3 separate regions of the Homo sapiens genome follow, and regions 2 and 3 are each linked to region 1. The links are chromatin contacts, found by Hi-C or POLR2A ChIA-PET in ENCODE. All regions are on one chromosome and are shown on one strand. The core of a region is the stretch at or near the end of the contact, and the rest is flanking DNA. Distances in the headings are between cores, read along the strand shown. Region 1 holds the start of PDIK1L (PDLIM1 interacting kinase 1 like). Region 2 holds the start of MED18 (mediator complex subunit 18). Region 3 holds the start of YTHDF2 (YTH N6-methyladenosine RNA binding protein F2).

Region 1 (2,700 bases), core at 63-2,562:
ACAATAGCTATTTTAAAATTTTTATGTTTCCTTTTTCCTAGTCATAAGACAGCTGGAGTAAACAATATCTATTTAGTTCTAGGTCATTTTTGCCAACAAAGATCCTGCATATCAAGGGGCTCTCTGACAGAGTTCTTGGGAATTCAACTTACTGAACGGTTTAAAGGCGAGGGCAAAGGCCCTGCACAGAAATGCTCATGTGTTGAATGGAGAAAGTCTAAAGTGGGCTTCCTCAGCGCCCAAAGAATTTCTAGATTATAACCAACTTCATGAACGAATTCTCATTTGTAGATTGTGACCACGGGCTAGAAAAGTAACCTGAGATTGTACAATATTTATTCTGTACAGCTGGGGAAGCAAAAGGCTACTGACCCTAGAGCCTGAGAAGTTGGGATCCACTGCTTTAAGTCTACAGGATAGATTTAATAAAAAGAAATGACTTCTGAGATTGTGTTCAGTCCCACTTCCTCTAACTGGACACCCACCCTTCAAATCGCTACTGAATTTCCTAGTGTCTAATTTCCTGCCACAGAATCCTCTGCGCCGGCTGCACAGCAGACGAGCTTTCCTGCTCTACGGGGATCGCCAATCACATCCACTCAAGGTGGTTCGTGTCTCTGAAGCAGTGCCATGTCCTCTCCAGCCTGGTACAGTCCCCATGGGGAAGAGCACCTTCCTGAATAGGGAGGAGAGAGGTGTTTATGAAACCCGTGGGATCCCGGATCCAATGATGCATCCGATGCGAACCTAAGTGACTTTCGACCGAAAGTGGCGGGCCCTCGCTCCCGCTGCTCTAACCAGGCGCTGGGACGCGAGCCGGCCAGGCCAGACACCTGCCGGCGCCCGGGAAGGGCCAGTCGCGGCCAGAGGTGTTGCCCGACGCGGCGGCTCAGGCCGCGCTCATTGGCCAAGTGTCAGGCCCTCCCCCTCCTCGGCCGTGCTCAGATGAAGCCCGGAGGGGAGCCTCCTGAGCCCCTTCGCTCTGAGGAGCCAGCCCTGCAGTTGCCTCAACTCCTCGGGGCTGGGGGCTGAGGGCCGGGGGGAGGTGGCCCCGGTATGAGAGGAGGCCGCGACTGGGGTCGGTGGCCTGAGGAGCGCAGGGCCTTCCCCAGGATGACTCCGCTGACACGTCTGTGACAAGCCTCCCAGGGAGGGAGGCACATGCAGGGCCATCGGCTCTGCAGCAAGACCTCTCCGCCACGCCGAAAGGCCAGATTTACCTCAGGGTAGACGCTGCCGCTTCTCCCTCTCATGGGCTCTGCAGGCCGCCATTATCGGGCAGCTCGCGCCTCCGCTGCCGCCGCCTCCAGTCAGCAGCCGGCGCGCGCCCCCGTGGTGCGCGCGGACACACCCCCTTACGCCGACGGCCCCGCCCCCCTCCGGCTTTCCGTAGCGCGAGCCGGGACGTTCCGCGCCACCGACGAGGCGCGCGGCCGGCGCTCCGCTCGCCTCCTCCCTCTCTCGAGGATTTGCAGAGCCGGGAGTCGTCGGAGGTGTGCGCGCTCCGGAGCGCACCACTGGTGCTGCTCCCCGCAGGGGTGGCCGGGCTCGGGAACCGCGAGGCCACGCCACGCCGGGGCTCGGCCACCCTCCAGCCGCAGCGGGCGCTCAGGGCCCGCGGCCCCGGGGACCGTCTGCAGCGGCAGGTCCGGGCCTGGGGCTGCGCGCGCCCGGCCGCGGCCTCCCCTCCCTCTACCCGCCCCCTTCCGACCTACCGAGCTGCGGGCTGGGGTGCGGGGCTCGCTGGGGTGGAACGCCCGGTGCATCTTCCGCGCGGGTCTCGGGTGCCTGCGGGGCGCGGTGCTCTTTGGCGGGCCTGCGGGGAGGTGCGGCCCGACCAAGGAGGCCTGGCGTCCGCCCCGCCGGGAGGGAGACTGCAGCTTTTCTCCGAGTCACTGAGCCATGTTTGCGGGCGGTGCAGTTGCGGAGACGGCGGCGGCGGCGGCGGCGCGGGGCTGGGTGCGATCATCTGGGAGGATGCCGTCCCCTGCCCCGCCGGCGCGGTGGTATCTCCCTTAAAGAGGCCGGCGCCTCATTGTTCCCCGGCTGCGGCCGCAGGGAGCCAGGGCCACCTCCTCGGCGTGGGGAGTGAGGGCGCGGAGGCGCCTGCACCTGGCTGCGGTGCCCACGGCGCCCCCCCGCGAGGCTCCTGGTGGAGGGTTGGTCTGCAGTCGGCGCAGGGGAGAGGCCTTGGTCCGAGCCAGGATCCACCGCGCTCCTGCCGCTCTCGGGGCTGGACAGTCAATGGGGTCCCCGCCGCTGCTGCAGTCGCTCGGCTGCCACACGCTGTTAGTCAGATCCCGCACGCTGTTGGCCCCACAGCCAGCCCGGGGTCACTTAGGACCGCATTCCTCAGTCATCCAGTTGTTAGATCAGTAAGCATCCGCCAGAAAAGTCCATTCCTTCTTACTCGATTTATTCTGCACCCATTACTTCTCAGCAGGGTGATGATTCCTCCTCCCAGCGCTCGCTCTGTAAGGCACGATGTACAAAAAATCCCTGTCGCTGTGCTCAAAGATCAACTCATTTTATTTTCTGTCCTTTATGCCCCTTCTCCCGAGAGTCTGGCACTGGGTTAGGTCTTTATATAAATGATCTTGCTTAATCCTAACCAAACCCCACAAGAGTAGGTTTTATTATCCTGTTTTTACAGGTGAGGAAACACCTCTGCCTCTTCTCACTGAAGTGTCTGTTTTGGGA
Region 2 (2,700 bases), core at 169-2,668, 2.2 Mb before region 1:
GACACAGAAATATAGAAAGGAGATCTGGTCATGGAGTTACAGCATTACCTTCTAGTCTCAAGTTCTGAAACCTCCACATTACCTGTGCAATCTTGAGAAAGTCCTATCTATAACCCCTCACCCTGGGACTCAATGTCTTCCTTATAAAATGAGGCCAGTGATTTTTTTTTTTTTTTTTTTTTGAGACGGAGTTTCACTCTTGTCGCCCAGGCTGGAGTGCAATGGCGCAATCTCTGTTCACTGCAGCCTCTGCCTCCCAGGTTCAAGCGATTCTCCTGTCTCAGCCTCCCGAGTAGCTGGGATTACAGGCGCCCGCAACCAAGCCCAGCTAATTTTTTTTGTATTTTTAGTAGAGACGGGGTTTCGTCATGTTGGCCAGGTTGGCCTCGAACTCCTGGCCTCAGGTGATACTCAGGTGATCCGGCCTCCCAAAGTGCTGGCATTACAGGTGTGAGCCACCGTGCCCGGCCAAAGGCCAGTGATTTTTAACTCCCAAGGCTATGTGGCTCAAACGAGATAATAAAGAGGCAACAAAATTCAGAAGAACTGAAAAAGTGACTTAAGGGACCTTCGTTTTATAGATGAGGATATTGAGACTTGGAGAGGGACAGAAGGATACACACAGCAAGTTGGTAGCAGAGTTTGGACCAAACTAACATCTAGGCGTTCTATCTCTCTGAAAATGCCTTCCCCCGTACGCTTTTCTTTTTTGGTGACAGGATCTCGCTCTGTAGCCCAGGCTGCAGTGCAGTGGGGAGTTCCTAGCTCACTATAACCTCGAACTCCTGGGCTCAAGCCGAGTAGCTGGGACTACTACAGGCGGGAGACCACACTGCGGCTAGCCTAAAAATGCCTTTTAAAGAGAGCCAAGGCCGGGCGCGGTGGCTCACGCCTGTAATCTCAGTACTTTGGGAGGCCGAGGCCGGCGGATCAACTGGAGGTTGGGAGTTCGAGACCAGCCTGACCAACATGAAGAAACCCCGACTCTACTAAAAATACAAAAAATTAGCCAGGCCTGGTGGCGAGCGCCTGTAATCCCAGCTCCTCAGGAGGCTGAGGCAGGAGAATCGCTTGAACCCGGAAGGCGAGGTTGCGGTGAGCCGAGATCGCGCCATTGCACTCCAGCCTGGGCAACAAGAGCGAAACTCCGTCTCAAAAAAAAAAAAAAAAAAAAAAAGAGAGAGAGAGCCAAGGGGAAGTTATTTTAAGATGATGGTATATAGGTCCTTCTAAGCCGGCATCCATAACACGTATCCAATTAAACACTAGAAGCACACCTCCTTGAGGCTGTAGTGTCTTCTCGAGAAGCCGGGAATTATATCCACCCGCGCACCTAGGAGCTTTTGAGCGACGATTAGATACCAGCACTCCGGTTACCCGAGCCCGGGAAGCCCCCAGATCGGTGCAACCAGCCAACTTCCTCCTCTTCTCACTTCCGGTCGGAAGCCGACGTCTCACAAACCTCGAAACTGCCGTTCCCAAACGTATGGGTGCCGAGAAGGCCGAAGAGCTTCATTGCGGACAGACAATCAGAGGCGCATGCGCAAAATTCCGGGCTGCTGTATGAAAGATGGCGGCCTCCTTTGGCGCTTTCCTCCGGGCGCTACCTGGATCCTTGACGTCATAGGCCATGCTCTAGGAAAATCTTTTTAGGTTTGACAACCTGGAGATGTATTTGTGTAGAAAGTCTCTTGGAACTGATAGGACTTACAGAGATTATAGTGGGTTTCAAAAGAAAAAAGAACTGAGGGGTTGGGCGCGGTGGCTCACGCCTGTAACCCCAGCACTTTGGGAGGCCGAGGCAGGCGGATCACTTGAGGTCAGGAGTTCGAGACCAGCCTGGCCAAGATGGTAAAACTCCGTCTCCATTAAAAATACAAAAATTAGCCGGGCATGGTGACGCGCGCCTGTAATCCCAGCTACTAGGGAGGCTGAGGTGGGAGAATCGCTTGAACGCGGGAGGCGGAAGTTGCAGCGAACCGAGATCGCGCCACTGCATTGTAGCCTGGGCTACAGAGAGAGACTCTGTCTCAAAAAAAAAAAAGAGTCTGGAAAAGGAGTAGGTCCAGATCCAGGAGTACTCTGCAGTGCCATACCAAAGAATACATGTGAGCTTTAAAAGAACCCTGGCTACAACATGGAGAAAAGTTTGGGAAAGGAGAGAGCCTAGAGAAAAAAGACCAGGCCGGACACGGTGGCTCAGGCCTGTAATCCCAGCACTTTGGGAGGCCAAGGCGGGCAGATGGCTTGAGTTCAGGAATTCAAGACCAGCCTGAACAACATGGTGAAACCCTGTGTCTACAAAAAATACAAAAAATTAGCTGAACGTAGTGGCTCGCACCTGCAGTCCCAGCTACTTGGGAGGCTGAGGTGGGAGGATTGCTTGAGTCCAGGAGGCAGAGGTTGCAGTGAGCTGAGATAGCGCCACTGCACTCCAGCCTGTGCAACAGAGGGAGATCCTGTCTGGAAAAAAATTAAAGAAAAACGACCAGTTAGGCGCTTTGGTACAACTCCAGCTGAGAAACAAATGTCAGAAAAAGATTTTAAAAATGTAAAAAGAGGACAGGCGCGGTGGCTCACGCCTGTAATCCCAGCACTTTGGGAGGCCGAGGGGGGTGGATCACGAGGTCAGGAGATCGAGACCATCCTGGCTAACGGTGAAACCCTGTCTCTACTAAAAATACAGAAAATTAGCTGGGC
Region 3 (2,700 bases), core at 190-2,689, 2.6 Mb before region 1:
CACACCCTTCGATTAGATATGTAAATAGTTAACTACTCACGGGCCTTGCCTGTGGACTCAAGTAAGGTTCAAAATCATCATCGTTTAATCCATCCTTTTGATGTACAGATCCATTTTGTACTAAAGAAAAAAAAATTCAATTAGGAGTGTCCCAATCCTACAATCTTCCTTTCAAATTAGTTCATATATGCTAACCAGAGAAAAACCTTACTAGTTAACAAAGCACGTAAGATTGAACTTCAAAAGGGTAAGAGATGACAGTGAATGCTGAAGCGACAGTCGCCAGTGAAAATGTCCCCCTCCACCCAGAGCAAGTTGATCTAAAAAGGTCATTTTATTGGCTCCTCTGGATTTCCATTCCCTCCCGCTTCCCCTCCCCCATCACATGAGAGTACTTCCAGAGAGTGATCCACGAGGATGAAAAACAAAGGCCTTCTAAGACCTACAGGAAACTAAGGACCTGGAGCGTTTCAAAACCCAATCCACCCCCACCCTTAATGAATTACTCCTTGTTAGCGAAAAAGCTGTTCGCCAGCTGCAAGAACACACCGAAAGGGTCAAAATACTTAAGTGTGCGGCACCTGCGAACTAAGCGGCTTCCGAAAGGTCCTCCGCCCGGGGCGCTTCCCGGAGACCCCGCCCCCACCGCCCCGCGTCCCCCTCCCGGCTCAGGGCCACCGGCGGAGCGGGACTTACCTTTGTTTCCTTGACCTTTTGGTCTCTGCAGGGGAAGGAAACGTCGCCGAGCAGCAAGTTGTCCAAAGGAGAAATGGAAAAGGAAGAACAAATTAAGGCAGGGCCCGAAGGGAGAATAAAGGAGCAGGCCCGAGGGGAGGCGTCAGGAATGGTAGTGAGGAAGAGGCTGAAAATGGGAGGCGGGGGAAAGCGCCAGGCCCGTGGGGCAGGGGAGAAAACGCGGCAGACGCGCCACCGGCGACGCGAGGAACCCAGGGCTTTAAGGAAGGGGAAGGAAACAAGGAAGGAAAACGAGGCCCGCCGAGAGAAGGGAACGCGGCGCGGCCCGGCCCGTGGGCTCCGAGGCCCGAGGAGAAGCGGGAAGAACAGGCTGAGGGAGAGGCGCCGGGCGCGGCCGGCCTGAGAGGCCCGAAACCTGGCCCGCAAGAGACGACGCCTCGGCTCGGCTCGGCCTGCCCAGGAGCGGCGGGCCCGGGCCTAGTCGGGCTCCTTCTCGCCTCACACAATGGCCGAGGCATGCGGGCCGGGCCTGTACCTGCTCCAAGAGGCTGCTGGCCGACATGGCTCTCAGATCCTCACGGGCGGCGACGGCGGCGAACTCTCCTCAGCGCGGCGGCGGCGGCAGATGAGCCCCGTCTGCGGGAGCAGGCGGAGGCTTTTGTCCCTGACACTCGGGGGCCTCGGCGGACGCAGCGGAGACACAGCGCGCGGCTCAGGCTCCGGCTCCGACTCGGCGACGCTCTAGCCCAAGAGCTCAATGCCCGTCTCTATGCTTTTACGCGCGCGCCCGCCCCCCACCGCCTAAAGCAGAGCGCCGAACAGCGGAGGCGGGCGGCGCGCGCGGCGCGAGCGCTGACTCTCACATTCACTCACCCACGCGGAAGGGGCCCGGCGCGAAGAACCCCGGGAAGGGAGAGGCCGGCCGCTGCGCCCTCTGGCGGATTGGAGGAGCGGAAGCCGTGCTCACGGCCTCCCCGCCCCCACCGCCCCAGGATTAAGGCCTAGGGGGTTTGGGACGACCAGGGTCGCACCACGAGGTTTCGACTAACACCTGGAAAGACTAGCTCTGGCTTCAGAAGAACGACAAAAGCCGGTTTCTCAGTGAGGGAGGGGCCTCCGAAGCCCGCGAGACCTTAAAATGAACCTGCCTTCCAGCTGCAAGTGATACCCCACCCCCATCTGGGAGGTAACCCGACCCCTAGGGAGTCACACAGTCCCCAGGGAAACTTCATGGGGGCCCTGTCCGGGAGTGACCCGCCCCCGCCCCCGCGAGGGGCTTGGTCATCCTCTGTTAGCCGACTACAGAAAGAGTACCCAGAGAGCAAAACACACACCGAAAGAATCCAGTCTCCCGCAAAAGAGATTCACCCCTTAGCATTGCAGGAAGGAGAATCTACAATTTATTTTCGGGGAAATCGCTGGCCCCAAGATAATCTGTTAAATTGTGGACTTTATTTCCAAGAAAAATACACCTCATGCATCTACACAAAACTTTCAAGGAGTCCGGAGAACCTATGAATCTTAAGGACCTCAAGAGGGAAGCAAGGAAATTAACATTATTGAAATACCAGCTGTGGGCCAGGCTTTGTTGTTAGGTATTTTCAAACACATTAAAGTCTTTCGACAACTTCAAAATCGCTATCAGTCTTTCGGTTTTTTACGACTGGAAAAACAGAAAGCTTAAGTAATGTGCCCAAGTTTACAAAACTATTAAATAGCCAGGTGTATCTGACACTAACATAATGGTATCTCTCTACCCCTACGAGACTCTGTATTAGGGAACCAGAATATAGGGGAGATGCAAAGGATGGGCAAAAGTATTTTCAATCAGAAGCAAAGCCAACTCATGCAGGAATATTTGATACTAGGAAAGCCCATCTAATAGCTTTTGTTATTGCAAGTACGTCGTGGTAAACAGGTAACTAATGCACTAATTGTCAACCTCGTACTATCCACACGCTGGATATAGGAGGCTTGGGTGGACTCGGTAAAATAAATAACATG

What was found. Hi-C counts contacts between places; a loop is a spot of excess contacts on that map. ChIA-PET counts read pairs that join two places held with the same protein, here RNA polymerase II (POLR2A). Pooled maps may share reads with other maps.
Region 2: a map with no recorded cell type shows a loop between it and region 1 (7-fold over the local background). The contact joins the promoter of MED18 here to the promoter of PDIK1L in region 1. A Hi-C loop is called at or near these places in 1 of 37 single-sample maps with no recorded cell type and 2 of 50 pooled maps. POLR2A ChIA-PET finds 5 or more read pairs at or near these places in 1 of 52 experiments (B cell).
Region 3: a loop to region 1 is called in a pooled map, with 14 times the contacts of the local background. The contact joins the promoter of YTHDF2 here to the promoter of PDIK1L in region 1. A Hi-C loop is called at or near these places in 1 of 37 single-sample maps with no recorded cell type and 8 of 50 pooled maps. POLR2A ChIA-PET finds 5 or more read pairs at or near these places in 1 of 52 experiments (GM12878).

What each region holds. Positions count from the first base shown.
Region 1 is chr1:26,110,436-26,113,135 of GRCh38, reverse strand. It overlaps PDIK1L (PDLIM1 interacting kinase 1 like), which reads right to left and starts at 1,312. Exons shown (of 3, transcript NM_152835.5): 1 at 1,221-1,312. RefSeq lists enhancers at 549-658, 1,039-1,268 and silencers at 1,319-1,958, 2,019-2,298.
Region 2 is chr1:28,327,758-28,330,457 of GRCh38, reverse strand. MED18 (mediator complex subunit 18) reads right to left here and starts at 1,418. Exons shown (of 3, transcript NM_017638.3): 1 at 1,278-1,418. RefSeq lists enhancers at 369-876, 877-1,384.
Region 3 is chr1:28,735,679-28,738,378 of GRCh38, reverse strand. It overlaps YTHDF2 (YTH N6-methyladenosine RNA binding protein F2), which reads right to left and starts at 1,439. Exons shown (of 5, transcript NM_016258.3): 1 at 1,232-1,439; 2 at 697-721; 3 at 41-120. The coding sequence starts at 1,258. RefSeq lists enhancers at 833-942, 825-1,723, 2,043-2,092, 2,623-2,700.